Linked DNA regions of Homo sapiens: region 2 is linked to region 1. The links are chromatin contacts, found by Hi-C or POLR2A ChIA-PET in ENCODE. All regions are on one chromosome and are shown on one strand. The core of a region is the stretch at or near the end of the contact, and the rest is flanking DNA. Distances in the headings are between cores, read along the strand shown.

Region 1 (7,433 bases), core at 3,443-5,942:
TGCACTTCAGCCTGTCTCTAAAAAGAAAAATTTTTAAATGAAATAATGCTATAGCTGTCATAAATTTGTAGGTACTAATTAATAGAGTGGCAAGATGCAAAAAGTATAACCTCTGGGAAATGTAATAAATAAATGATGGAAATATACCAGAAGCAGGAGGCTTTAACTTACCTTTGTCAGCAAATGACAGCTCTAGTAGACAAAAACAAAAACAGTATAATTAATAAAGCTATATCAAATTCTCTTTTCTTAAAACCATGAATACATCTTTTAGTCAGTCAGCAACTATGGAACATTAGTAATCACTGGCCATAATATTAGGCCACAGAGAAAAGTTTAATAAATTCCAAAAAGTAGAATGGATACAGACCACATTCTTTGACCATAATGCAATAAACATAAACATGGACTTTTTCTTTTTTCTTTCCCTTTCTTTTTTTTTTCTTTTCTTTTTTTTTTGAGACAGAGTCTTGCTCTGTCACCCAGGCTAGAGGGCAGTGGTGTGATCATGGTTCACTGCAGCCTCTGCCTCTTGGGCTCAAGTGATTCTCCTACCTCAGCCTCCTGAGTAGCTGGGACTACAGGCGTGAGCCACCACACCCAGCTAACTTTTTGTATTTTTTTGTAGAGACGGAGTTTTGCCATGTTGCCCAGGCTGGTCTTGAACTCCTGAGCTCAAGCAATCCTCCTGCTTCGGCCTCTCAAAGTACTGGGATTACAGGTGTGAGCCACCAGGTCTGGCCAAACTTGGATTTTTTAAAACAAAAATAAAACCACAAAACTCCAATAGCTCAGGGAAAAAAGATTTAGCTCTCTCACGTTTTATAATATCCAGTGCTGTCAAGAGTATGAGGAAAACTGATAATATATAACAGGTGGCAGTATAAAATTCAGCAAGCATTTTAGAAAAAGTTTCACAGTATTTATCAAAGTTTTACATTTATATACATTTTGATCCAGGATTTTTTTTTTTTTTGGCTAGGAATTTGCTCTTTGTGTGTGTGGTTTTTTTTTTTGTTTTGTTTTTACTTTGTAAATTTACTTAAAAAAATAGCTGTCTGCATATTTTTAATGGATGAGTAAACCAAAAATATATAAACAGCTATTTATAAAGGGGTGAATAAAAAAAGATAAAATAGTTTCTTATGGGTGGAGGGAGAGGGAAGAAGGTTGAGGAGACAGGGATAGAAGCTAGATTTATCTAAATATACCATATTATTATTATTATTATTATTATTTTGAGACGGAGTCTCACTGTGTCGCCCAGGCTGGAGTGCAGTGGCACGATCTCGGCTCACTGCAACCTCCGCCACCCGGGTTCACGCCATTCTCCTGCCTCAGCTTCCCGAGTAGCTGGCACTACAGGCTCCCGCCACCACACCCGGCTAATTTTTTTGTATTTTTAGTAGAGACGGGGTTTCACCGTGTTAGCCAGGATGGTCTTGATCTCCTAACCTCGTGATCCACACGCCTTGGCCTCCCAAAGTGCTGGGATTACAGGCGTGAGCCACTGCGCCTGGCCCATATTATTATTATTTATCTTTTGAATATACTGTACTATTATTGAGAACCATGCAAACACAGTATCATTGTATAATCATTATTATATAAAATTATGTATTATTTAAAAATTGCATCATATCAAAAGGAAGTTATAGATTACTGGGGTCATATCAAGCAAGTTTCAAAGGCTCCCATTGGCCAAAGATGGGGCAATTTGAGCATCAAAAAGAACAATAACTGCAATAGATTGAAATACATCACCTAGCCCTCAGGGCAGAATGATGCCACAAAATCTCCCTGGCCACCTTTGGAGGATGCTAGTGAACCAACTCATTCTGAAAACTGATAAATAAAGAGAGAGACAAAGTAACTGACTAGATAATTGATTAAAGAATTATTATTTTTGAGATATGATCATGATTTACTGCTAACTTGTTAAAAGCTCTTATCATTTGGGCCGGGCGCGGTGGCTCACGCCCGTAATCCCAGCACTTTGGGAGGCTGAGGCGGGCGGATCACAAGGTCAAGAGATGGAGACCATCCTGGCCAACATGGTGTAACCCCGACTCTACTAAAAATACAAAAATTAGCTGGGCGTGGTGGTGTGCACCTGTAGTCCCAGCTACTCGGGAGGCTGAAGCAGGAGAATTGCTTGAACCTGGGAGACGGAGGTTGCAGTGAGCCGAGATTGCACCACTGCACTCCAGCCTGGCAACAGAGCAAGACTCTGTCTCAAAAAAAAAAAACAAAAAAAGGAAAAGTTCTTATCATTTACAGCAACATCTTGAGAGATTCATGGGTAAAATGATGTAATATCTGGGTGTTGCTTCAAAATAATCCAGTGGGGATGTGGGTAGAGGACATAAAAGAAACAACATTGGCTGTGAATTGATAAATGTTGAACTAGGTGATGACTACATGGAGATTTATTGTATTGTTCTCTCTACTTTTTTATACGCTTGAAATTTTCCATAACAGAAAAATAATTTTATGGAGGCAAAAGCTGTAAACAGTGTTCTATGCCTATATTGAGAGTATGACTCATGACTTTTTTTTAAAAAAAGCCAGACCTGACCTTAAAAATTTCTTTTATTTTAATTTAATTAAAAAAAATTTTTTTAGAGACAGCGTCTCACTTTGTCGCCCAGACTGGAGTGCACTGGTGTGCTCATAGCTCATTGTGCAGCTTTGAACTCCTGGGCTCAAGCGATCCTTCCACCTTAGCTTCTTGAGTAGCTGAGACTACAGGCACGAACCACCACACCCAACTAATGTCTTTATATTTTATATTATTTTATTATAATTTTATTTTACTGTATTTTATTTATTTGTTTGTTTTGAGACAGGGTCTTTGCTCTGTCACCCACGCTGGAGTGCAGTGGCATGATCTCAGCTCACTGGAGCCTTGACTTCCTGGGCTCAAGTGATCCTCCCACCTCAGTCTCCCAAGTAGCTGGGACTACAGGCATGCACCACCACACCTGGCTAATTTTTAAAAAATTTTGGTAGCAATGGGACCTCAACATGTTGCCCAGGCTGGTCTCAAACTCCTGGACTCAAGCAATCCTCCCTCCTCAGCTTCCCAAAATGTTGGGATTAGAGGCATTGAACCACTGCACCTGGCCTATTTTATTTTTGAAAATAGAGACAGGTGGGGGGGGTGGGTGTCTCCCTATATTGCTCAGGCTGGTCCCGAACTCCTGGTCTCAAGTGATCCTTTTGGCTTCCCAAAGTGCTGGGATTACATGAGCCACCACTCCTGGCCACTGTGCTGGGTTTAATTGTGGAGAACTATAACTAAGCATTGTCTTTAAAAAACGAGTACATTGGCCGGGCGCGGTGGCTCACGCCTGTAATCTCAGCACTCTGGGAGGCGGAGGCGGGCGGATCACGAGGTCAGGAGATCGAGACCATCCTGGCTAACACGGTGAAACCCCCATCTCTACTAAAAATACAAAAAATTAGCCGGGCGTGGTGGCGGGCACCTGTAGTCCCAGCTACTCGGGAGGCTGAGGCAGGAGAATGGCGTGAACCCAGGAGGCGGAGCTTGCAGTGAGCCGAGATCGCACCACTGCACTCCAGCCTGGGCGACAGAGTGAGACTGCCTCAAAAAAAAAAAAAAAAAAAAAAGAGTACATTTTGGGCCGGTTGCAGTGGCTCACATCTACAATCCCAGTACTTTGGGAGGCCGAGGCAGGCGGATCACCTGAAGTCAGAAGTTGGAGACCAGCCTGGGCAACACGGCAAAACCCCGTCTCTACTAAAAAAACATAAAAACTAGCCAGGCATGTTGGCGGGCGTCTGTAATCCCAGCTACTCGGGAGGCTAAGGCAGGAAAATTCCTTGAACCTGGGAGGTGGAGGTTGCAGTGAGCCCGGATCACGCCACTGCACTCCAGCCTGGGAGACAGAGGGAGACTCCATCTCAAAAAAAAATTAAAATTAAATTAAAATAAAAAAAGAACATTTTGGCCTACAATTCCTGACAAAGATGGAATGTGGGCAAATGCATGATGACCTGGATTATTTCTGGGAGAATTGTAAAGAGTTTCTGTAGTCAGCAGAAATGCTTTGAATACTTTCCATATATTAGTTCATTAATCCCCCATGAAGTACAAGTAGGGGAAACTGAGGCACAGGGAAGTTGACTAATTTGCCCAGGGTCACAAAGTGAGTAAGTGGCAGAACCGCTATTTGAACCTAGCTGCGCTCATAGTGCTTTAATCTTCAATCAGCGAGGATCGTCAAGTTGGCTGCTGGATCTTTCTGGATCTTTTTTTCATTACCTCGCCTTTCATGTTGTTTGTCCACATAGCTTGAGGCTTTATCACAGATTGCTCTTGGGGGCAGTGTTACTCCAGAAATGCCGGAATGCTCCGCTATTCCTCACTCCACCCCTAAATATACAGCATCTCCTCCCGCCCTTAAGCTCTGAAAAAAATGCTGCGGAGCCAGAAAGGCTGCAGAAAGCCGGGTGTGACCACTGGCTCTGTAGCCAACCTGTTCCCTGCTGCTGCTGCTGCTGCTGCTGCTGCTGCTGCTGCAGTCGTTTGGTTTCCTCTTTGAATCTGAGATGATTCTGAGGTCTACACTGCAAACTCTTGGCATATATCATTTCTAGAATTCCATTCCTACTCGACCTAGGCTGTGAGTCTGCACTAGTTCGCGGCACGTTAGATCGCGCCCATTTCCCTTATTGGCAAGTTGTCAGGTTGAGGAAGCTCCAGGCCTGGAGGAGGGCATCTCCAGCCACCAGCCATGAAGCCCAGGGCCTCAGGCACCTTCTGGCCTCCGGGTGGCCTCCTCTATTCGCTGACCCAGACACTAGTCCAGTGGTTCCCAAAGTGGGGTTCCCTGGCAGGCAGCAGCTGCCTCGCTGGGAATCTATTAAAAATGCATACTCCCAGGCCCCACCCATGACCCACTGAATCAGAAGCTGTGGGCCTGGGGCCCAGCAGTTGGTGTTTTCAGAAGCCCTCCAGTGGACTCCAATGGTTCCTAGAGTTTCAAAAGCACACTGGGCTAGGCCAGGTGTGCCAAGAGAGAAGTAGCTTTTTGGCTCAAGTCCTCACAGGAATGGTCAGAGGGTCCCCATCAGTCTATCAGTGTGCACCATACAACGCTCACAGAGGGACACACGTGTGCCCGTGTGCATGCGTCCCTGTATGGACTCCAGTTGGAGGGGGAGGGACAGTTTTGCCTTGTGGTTTTGTCACTCGCCATTGGAAAATAGCCCTTTCCCCTACTACTAAATAGCTTCCCATTGTTTTCTAGTCCCTTTACTTCCATTTCAGAGAGTGTTTTCTCTTCTGTGTTTTTTTGTTTGTTTGTTTTTTGAGACGGAGTCTCACTCTCTCACCCAGGCTGGAGTGCAGTGGCGCGATCCTGGCCCATTGCAACCTCCGCCTCCGGGATTCAAGCAATTCTCCTGCCTCAGCCTGCTAAGTAGCTGGGATTACAAGTGCCTGCTACCACACTCACCTAATTTTGTATTTTTAATAGAGATAGGGGTTTTGCCATGTTGGCCAGGTTGGTCTCGAACTCCTGACCTCAGATGATCCACCTGCCTCGACCTCCCAAGTGCTGGGATTACAGGCATGAGCCACCATGCTGGGTCCCTCTTCTCTTTGGAAAAGTCATCCACGTTGGTTGCAAGTTTTTCAGAAAAGAGGGAACTACATTATAGAAATAAATGGCAAACAGACACCCAACACCCAAGGAATAATTTCTCATCTCTGTCCTTTCAATGTGTATATTTCTAAATGTCCGTGTTTATATTTACATAAATTAAAAAAAACGGTTTACTTGTACGTGTCATTTTGTTTTTATCTTAAATTTTTGTGTTTTTAATTTTGGTGATATATCATTTTGGTTGTACTTTTTCACTTCTGTACATACTGTTACATAACATGCAGTTTTCCAGTAACACTAACTTGTGAATGCATATTTTACAATTTTATTTATATTTATTTATTTATTTACTTTTGAGACAGTCTCACTCTGTCTCCCAGGCTGGAGTGCAGTGGCTTGATCTCGGCTCCCTGCAACCTCCACCTCCCAGGTTCAAGCAATTCTCCTGCCTTAGCTTCCCGGGTAGCTGGGATTACAGACCCGCCACCGCGCCTGGCTAATTTTTGTTTTTTTAAGTAGAGACGGGGTTTTACCATGTTGGCCAGGCTGGTCTCAAACTCCTGATCTCAGGTGATCTGCCTGCCTAGGCCTCCCAAAGTGCTGGGATTACAGGCGTGAGCCACCGCGCCCGGCCCCCCCTTTTTTTTTTTTTGAGACTGAGTTTCCATCTTGTTGCCCAGGCTGGAGTACAATGATGCGATCTCAGCTCACCACAACCTCCGCGTCCCGGGTTCCAACGATTCTCCTGCCTCAGCCTCCCCAGTAGCTGGGATTACAGGCATGCACCACCACACCCGGCTAATTTTGTATTTTCGGTAGAGACGGGGTTTCTCCATGTTGGTCAGGCTGATCTCAAACTCCCAACCTCAGGTGATCCGCTCACCTCCACCTCCCAAATTGCTGGGATTACAGGCATGAGCCACCGTGCCTGGCAGGATAGAAGCCATTTTAACTGGGGTGAGATGGTATCTCATTGTAGTTTTGATTTGCATTTCTCTGATGATCAGTGACATTGAGCACCTTTTCCTATGCCTGCTTGTCATTTGTAGGTCTTCTTTTGAGAAATGTCTATTGAGATCTTTTGCCCACTTTTTGATCAGATTATTAGATTTTTTCCTCTAGGGTTGTTTGAGCTCTTTATATATTCTGGTTATTAGTCCCTTGTCAGATGGGTAGTTTGCGAATATTTTCTCCCATTCTTTGGGTTGTCTCTTCACTTTGTGGATTGTTTCCTTTGCTGTGCAGAAGTTTTTTAACTTGATGTGATCCCATTTGTCCATTTTTGCTTTGGTTGCCTGTGTTTGCCAAATTCATTTTACAAGGCCAGCATTACCCTAATGCCAAAGTCAGACACTACAAGAACACTACAGCCAATATCCCTGATGAACATAAATGCAAAAAGCCTGCACGAAATACTAACAAACAAAATCCAACAGCACATTAAAAGGATCATACATCATGACCAAATGGGATTAATCCCTAAGATGCAAGGATGGGTCAACATACATAAATTAATAAATGTGATATACCACATTAACAGAATGAAGGATAACAATCATCTCAAAAGATTCAGAAAGAGTATTTCACAAAAATTCAATGCCACTTCATGATAAAAACTCTAAACTAGGTATAGATGGAATTTACCTAAGCATAATAAAGGCCATATATGCCTGGCTAATTTTTGTATTTTTAATAGAGACGGGGATTCACCACGTTGGCCAGGCTGGTCTTGATCTCCTGACCTCAAATGATCCTCACCTCGGCCTCCCAAAGTGTTGGGATTACAGGCGTGAGCCACCG
Region 2 (7,433 bases), core at 4,934-7,433, 34 kb before region 1:
GCAGAGGTTGCAGTGAACCGAGATTGCGCCATTGCACTCCAGCCTGAATGACAGTGAGACTGTCTCAAAAAAATAACAAATTAAAATGAATAAATAAATAAATAAAGTGCTTCAAAGAGTGCCTGGCATAAATAAAGTGCTTGTTATTAGTGACATGACCATGGGATGAGAAGTGTCAGGGAAGTGAGTCATAGCAAAGAGCATTCCAGATACCAGGAACACTTTGTACAGTTTTCAAAGCATGTGACAGGAAGCCAGCGTGGCTGGAACATAACCTGATGGAGTAAGAGTGCCAAGAGGTGAGGTTGGAGAGGAAGCCTAGGAGGAGATCAGCCCCTCACGGTAGCTGGACGCCATTGCAGACCTTGGTGCATAGAGCAGTCCTGGAGGTCAGAAGAGACCAGGAACAGAACTAGATCTGGGACTTAGTGCTGGGGGTGCACAGAGCTAGGAGAAGGACGGGGCATTATTGTCAACAATGCTGGCTGGTTACCAGTGGTTGGTGGTTTCTGGTGTCCAGGATAAGAAACAGTCTAGTTCGAGCAGTAGGACAAATACCTAACGCATGCGGGGCTTAAAACCTAGATGATGCGTGGATAGGTGGAGCAAACCACCATGGCACATGTATACCTATGTAACAAACCTGCATGTTCTGCACAGGTATCCCAGAACTTAAAGTAAAAAACAAACAAACAAAAAAAAACAAAACAGTTCGACTTCCCACTGGAGTCCAAATACTAGTTCTAATATTGTCTACATCTGTGGCCATGGGCAGTAAACCCCTCTAGAGTTCACTTTCCCTATCTTCAAAATGGGGCTTAAATGTCATACCTACCTCCTTAGGTTTGTGACAGTACATATAAGATCAGTATAGTCAGCACTCAGTAATGCAGGCTATCACCACAACCAGGTGGGACCTATCCCAGGACAGCAAGGGTGGCTTGACATTTGAAAAGCATGAGATGTAGTTCAACATATTAGCAGGAAAGAAAGAGAATCAAGGGCTGTAATTGCCTGGGACTGTGATATCAGATGCAAGGGCTAAACACTCCCAGATCTGCAATCTAGCCCTGAATGCCTCACTGGGCAAGCTGAATTGAGATCTTAAGACCAGAGTGATCCTAGTCCTACCCCTGTGAAGTGATTTCCGCTGGCTCTGAATCCGTGGCCGACAGGCTTTAACGTCCGCCTTATCCTCACGCTCAGCAGTCCAAGGCTTTGTGCATTCTGGTTTCAGTTCAAATTTATTTTTCACACCTGCCCCCCAGCAACAATAACCAAACTACTATTTTTTTTTTTAAGAAGAGTCTCACTCTGTTGCCCAGGCTGGAGTGCAGTGGCGTGATCTCGGCTCACTTCAACCTTCACCTCCCAGGTTCAAGCGATTCTCCTGCCTCAGCCTCCTCAGTAGCTGGGATAACAGGCACCCACCACCATGCCCAGCTAATTTTTCTACTTTTAGTAGAGATGGGGTTTCACCATGTTGAGCAGGCTGGTCTCAAACTCCTGGCCTCAAGTGATCCACCCGCATGGCCTCCCAAAGTGTTGGGATTACAGGCATGAGTCGCCATGCCCGGCCAAACTACTATTTCATTTACAAGTTTACCAATTTCTTACATTATTATTTTCTTACTATTGATCTTGGCAGTTAGAATCGTAGCTCCAGGGACTGAAGAAGTATCTGTCAGAAGGCTGGCTTGCTAGTTCAGCACGCTGGGGACCGCACAGTGCTCCGTTTGAGGCTTTTTCCAAAGGCAGAAATTTTATTTCTGACTTAGGGCATAGAGAGTTGTCACCAACCCCCATTTGGGGGTTGTGAGAACTTTGGCTTCAGAGGCAAATGTTTTCCCATCAGGAAATGATGAAAGTTATGAACTCATATCCCAACCCCCACTCACCCCATTTAGGAAGAAACTTCAGGGATGAGATAAGTGAATGAGGATTCCGTGTCTCCACTCCAATTACACCTCAGCTCCATGGCTCCTCCCGTTTCTCTCTCTGGCCTTGATTCTCAGCACACCTGTACCCTGAACCACCTACACTTTCCCACCTACACTTTTACTTTGTCCTCTGAAGTTGGGGCCCAACTTGAGATTTTATTTCAGCCTGTGGTAGCAATGAAAAGCAGACACAGCCAATGTGGTCCACTGCGTTCCTTTGCATTTCTTGTTTTTTTTTTTTTGTTTGTTTGTTTGTTTTTTTTTTGAGACAGGGTCTCACTGCGTTGCCCAGGCTGGAGTGCAGTGGTGTGATCACGGTTCACTGCAGCCTCAACTTCGCAGGCTCCAGTGATCTCCCACCTCAGCCTCTTGAATAGCTGGGACTACAGGTGTACACCATCATGCCTGGTTATTTTTTTTTATTTTGTAAAGATAGAGTCTCACCATGCTGTCAGGCAGGTCTCAAACTTTGAAAACTAACCGAAAGCTTGTAACAAGCAGAGGAATGTTTAATCAAGAAAAACCAGCTGAGTGGCTCATGCCTGTAATCCAGCACTTCGGGAGGCCAAGGCAGGCAAATCACGTGAGGTCAGGAGTTCGAGACCAGCCTGGCCAATATGGTGAAACCCATCTCTACTAAAAACACAAAAATTAGCCTGGCATGGTAGTGCACGATTGTAGTCCCAGCTACTTGGGAGGCTAAGGCACGAGAATCGCTTGAGCTGGGAGGCAGAGGTGCCCATGTTGGCGAGGCTGGTCTCTAACTCCTGGCCTCAAGTGACCCACCCTCCTCAGCCTCCCAAAGTGGTGGGATTACAGGCGTGAGCCACAGTGCCCAGCCAACAAACCTTTCATCAGCTTGTTTTGTCTAGTATCTTATAGCCTTATAGGAAGAGGTTTTAAAAATAATTTTTATAAATTTAATATGTTAATATTGAAAAACAATAAAAGAATTCATTCCAATGGTGAAACAGAATTTCCCAGGTATCCCTGACTCGAATTCCTGACTCTTCTGTTATTTCATTCCATCATATTTCTTTGGAAGCAGAGTGGTGGGATGAAGGGGCAGGGCTCTGTTGAGAGAAGGTGGAAGTGAATGGGAAAGGTATTTATCACAACACTCTTTATGGTGAAAAAAGAACATGGAAATAAACCCAATGCCAGTCACAAATAGGGGACCAGTTCAGGGCTGGGTGCAGTGGCTCATGCCTGTAAATCTCAGCTCCTTGGGAGGCTGAGGTGGAAGGATGCCTCAAGGCCACGAGTTCGAGACCAGCCTGGGCAACATATCAAGATACCCCCATATCTCTCTCTTTTTAAAAAAAACAAAAAAAAAAAACAAAAAAAAAAAACAGGGTCTTACTCTAACATCCAAGCCAGAGTGCAGTGGCATGGCTCACTGCAGCCTTGACCTCCCAGGCTCAAGCAATCCTCCCACCTCACCCTCCTGAGTAGCTGGGACTATGAGCACACACCACCACACCCAGCTAATTTTATTTTTGTAGAGATGTAGTCTCACTGTGTTGCCCAGGCTGGTCTCAAACTCCTAGACTCAAGTGATCTTCTTGCCTTGGCCTCCCAAAGTATTGGGATTACAGGTACGAGCCACCATGCCCAGCCGACCCCATGTCGCTCTCTCTTTTTTAATTAATTTATGTTTGAGATGGAGTTTCGCTCTTGTTGCCCAGGCTGGAGTGCAATGGCACGATCTCAGCTCACTGCAACCTCCGCCTCCAGGGTTCAAGTGATTGTCCTTGCCTCAGTCTCCCAAGTAGCTGGGATTACAGGCTCCTGCCACCATGCCCGGCTAATTTTTTGTATTTTTAGTAGAGACAGAGTTTCACCATGTTGCCCAGGCTGGTCTCGAATTCCTAACCTCAGGTGATCTGCCCGCCTCAGCCTCCCAAAGTGCTGGGATTACAGGTGTGAGCCACCACATCCGACCTCTTTTTTTTTTTTTAAGAGACAGGGTCTCGCTCTGTTGCCCAGGTTGGAGTGTAGTGGCATGATCACAGCTCACTGCAGCCTTAACCTCCCAGGCTCAAGCAATTCTTCTGCCTCAGCCTCCCGAGTAGCTGGGACTACAGGGATGTACCACCATGCCTAATTTTTGGTAGAGATGGGGTCTCACTTTGTTCCCCAGGCTGGTCTCAACTTCCTGGACTCAAGTGATCCTCCCGCCTCAGCCTTCCAAAGTGCTGGGATTACAGACATAAGCCACTACGCCCAGTTGACACCATGTCTTAAAAAAAAAAAAAAAAAAAAAAACGTAAGGGAACCAGTTCAATAAAATGTCACCCTTGAATTCCCTGGGCTTCAGATATCCTCATCTGTAAAATGGGGATAGTAACAGGACCCACAACCTTCAGTTATTATGATTAAATTGACTGGGTACAGTGGCTCACGCCTGTAATCCTAGCACTTAGGGAGGCCGAGGCGGGCGAATCACTTGAGCTCAGGAGTTTGAGACCAGCCTGGCCAACATGGTGAAACCCCGTCTCTACCAAAAATAGAAAAATTATCCGGGCGTGGTGGCAAATGTCTGTGGTCCCAGCTCCCGGGAGGCTGAGGTAGGAGGACTGCTTGAGCCCAGGTGGCAGAGATTGCAGTGAGCCAAGATCGTGTCACTGCACTCCAGCCTGGGTGACAGAGTGAAACCCCATCTCAAAAAAAAAAAAAAGATTAAATAGATTAATATATGTATAAAATACCTTGAACAGTACCCAGCACATTGTCTCATAAATATTAGTTGTTCTTGTTAAGGTTACATGTTTGTGCAGTGAAATAGAGTTTACTCTTTATCAATCATGTTACAAAAGAGTATTTAATATGAAAAGACACTGATAAGCTTGTTACAGGGACAAGGGAGATGCTGAGTCAACACAATACAGTGTGATCTTTCGGTGACTTTAAAACATTGTTGAATTGATTGTATTTGTTATAAAAATAATGTGGAAAATAACAGCTTTGAATTTTATGTCAGTTGATGTTAAGATCCAACAGGAAGTTTACCCTGATAACGTTAAGATGAACAGTTTGAAAGCAGCTTCCTGCTGGAAGTTGAAATAGAGATGATTCAGATAGCCTCTTTGGATCCAAACCCCAAAGCTTCTTTTGCCTAATTCTATCTTCTGTCTTTAGAAACTCAAGCCTCGACTGGGCTCGGTGGCTCACGCCTGTAATCCCAGCACTTTGGGAGGCCGAGGCGGGCGGATCATGAGGTCAGGAGATTGAGACCATCTTGGTTAACACGGTGAAACCCCCTCTCTACTAAAAACACAAAAATTTAGCCAGGCGTGGTGTCGGACGCCTGTAGTCCCAGCTACTTGGGAGGCTGAGGCAGGAGAATGGCGTGAACCCAGGAGGCGGAGCTTGCAATGAGCCGAGATCGCGCCACTGGACTCCAGCCTGGGCGACAGAGCGAGACTCCCGTCTCAAAAAGAAAAAAAAAAAAAAAAAAGAAAGAAACTCAAGCCTCAAGCTGTCTGGGGGCATCCAAGTCCAACCATCCCAGTCACACACACACAACCGACCTTACTCATCCCAGGGGTGTGCAGAGGCCCACTGCAAGAACTGGTGAACTTTCAAGGCGTCTTTGCATATATGATGATTTTTTATTCTATTATTCAAGTTTTGCTTGGACAAGATTGTGCTGCTAAAAAGTGGCCTACACCACTTTTTTTGTTTTTGTTTTTGAGACAGGGTTTCACTCCCGTCGCCCAGGCTAGAGTGCAGTGGCGCGATCTCAGCTCACTACAACCTCCGCGTCCTGGGCTCAAGCAATCCTCCTGCCACAACCTCCCGAGTAGCTGGGACTACAAGCGCCCGCCACCATACCCGGCTAATTTTTGTATTTTTAGTAGAGACGGGGTTTCACCATGTTGGCCAGGCTGGTCTTGAACTCCTGGCCTCAAGTGATCCACCTGCCTCGGCCTCCCTAAGTGCTGGGATTACAGGCGTGAGCCACCGCGCCCGGCCCTACACCACTTTTTAAAAGTCGTGTTTCTTCTCTTTTTTATAATGTTGTACTTCTGATTTCTAGGGAATGATTAGCAAACTCACCCCTGACGCTATGTCCCTTGGACATTATCCTTGTATACACAAAAAGTGCAATTAACGAGTGGGTAGAAGTCAAGGGGTGGAGCCTCCGTCCTTGGGCTTGAAGCCAATGTCCCTCAATGCGCCTGCGAGACTCCCACGCCCTGGGAAGGATGCCTATCGATTCGCTCTGGGCTCGGCAGTTCTTTCTGATAGCAGGCAGCCATCTTGCCTGGAGCCTGAGAAAGGGAGGAGAGACAGAAGGAACCGGCGACAGTGGTCTCAGGGCCGCTCCGGGGGGCCTCAAGAACCGGAGGCAGCCCCGGAGGTGGTCCCCGATCCCGGGCTATGCTCTTGGATCTGAGAAGGGAAGGCGGAGGGCGGCGGGGACAAGATGGGTGGAGAATGTCAAGCAAGGAATGCTAGGCGGGGGAGGGGCGTTGCTATGGCGACTGGGGAGGGGCGGTGTCTGTTCTGAATCGCTGTGTGTCACCCGGGCGCTGCCCAGGAAGGGCAGGGCTGGGGTGATGACCATGGTAACACCCGGGGGGGAGTTCGTGACATCTCCGGCGCGGAGGGACTCGATGTCTATGGCAATGGTCGCCTGGTGGAAGGGACGGAACTAGATCCCTTCGCTCGGGACGCTCACATTCCAGGCCCTTGTCCTGCAGGCTGCCGCGGGCGGACACGCCAGAGGAGGAGGCCGGGGAATGGCCGCGGTGTGGCAGCAAGTCTTAGCAGTGGACGCGAGGTGAGGCGTGGGGTCAAAGCCCATGGGAGCAGAACTTACTGTGGTGCATGCGCAATGGCGATAAGTGAGGCTGGGCGGAGAACTTGCCTTATGCGGCTGCGTGGGCATGCCGGAGGTGAGCATGCGCAGTAGCGGGGGCGGGCACGCCCGCGGTGAGTTGGCTGCGCCGGAGAGGATTCTAAACAGCAAGCTGGGAAAATGTGGTCAGATGTGGGCATGCGCAAAGCGGCTACCTGTGAGAGGGAGGTGGGGCTCAGGCAGGTGACATCCTATCCCCTATGGGTGTCCCCTAGACTTTTTTTTTTTTACATCATCACTTCCCCATTCTGACCCCATCACCTCCCAACGCTGACCCCCATAATGTCAGTCTGATTTCTGTCGCCCTGGTATACTGACCCTAATTATTGTCTGCGCTGACCCAGTCACCCCGTAGGGACCCCAGCACGGCAGCAGACTGACTCTGTTGTCTGCAAACTGACCTCATGACCATGCTCATTATTACTGCAGACTCACTCCCACCACAGGACCAAGAGGTCCCTCATCACCACTGCTAGTCATTCTTACCACCTAGGCCCCAGTCACTGCCACACACCTCACTCTCCTGCCGTACCCCCCCCCCCGAGCTGATTGATTCCCTCTGTCCTGTGCCTGCTGCCTGCCCTGCATCCTGACCCTGCAGGTACAACGCGTACCGCACACCAACG

What was found. Hi-C counts contacts between places; a loop is a spot of excess contacts on that map. ChIA-PET counts read pairs that join two places held with the same protein, here RNA polymerase II (POLR2A). Pooled maps may share reads with other maps.
Region 2: a loop to region 1 is called in a map of naive thymus-derived CD4-positive, alpha-beta T cell, with 8 times the contacts of the local background. The contact joins the promoter of WDR13 here to the enhancer-like site in region 1. A Hi-C loop is called at or near these places in 1 of 168 maps with a recorded cell type or tissue (naive thymus-derived CD4-positive, alpha-beta T cell) and 7 of 50 pooled maps. POLR2A ChIA-PET finds 5 or more read pairs at or near these places in 7 of 52 experiments (A549, BJ, HEK293 and 4 more).

Annotation. Positions count from the first base shown.
Region 1 is chrX:48,627,164-48,634,596 of GRCh38, forward strand. All of the region lies in intron 1 of LOC107985695 (a long non-coding RNA gene), which reads left to right. Among named protein-coding and RNA genes, the nearest start is that of WDR13, 33 kb to the left of the region's middle. RefSeq lists an enhancer at 4,665-4,734. Within about 2 kb of position 4,693, at least 2 of the 41 ENCODE cell types and tissues checked have a DNase peak (open chromatin) inside an H3K27ac peak, as active enhancers do.
Region 2 is chrX:48,591,309-48,598,741 of GRCh38, forward strand. WDR13 (WD repeat domain 13) reads left to right here and starts at 6,184. Exons shown (of 10, transcript NM_001347217.2): 1 at 6,184-6,306; 2 at 6,650-6,729; 3 at 7,409-7,433. The coding sequence starts at 6,689. RefSeq lists enhancers at 6,490-6,809, 6,830-6,899, 6,920-6,979.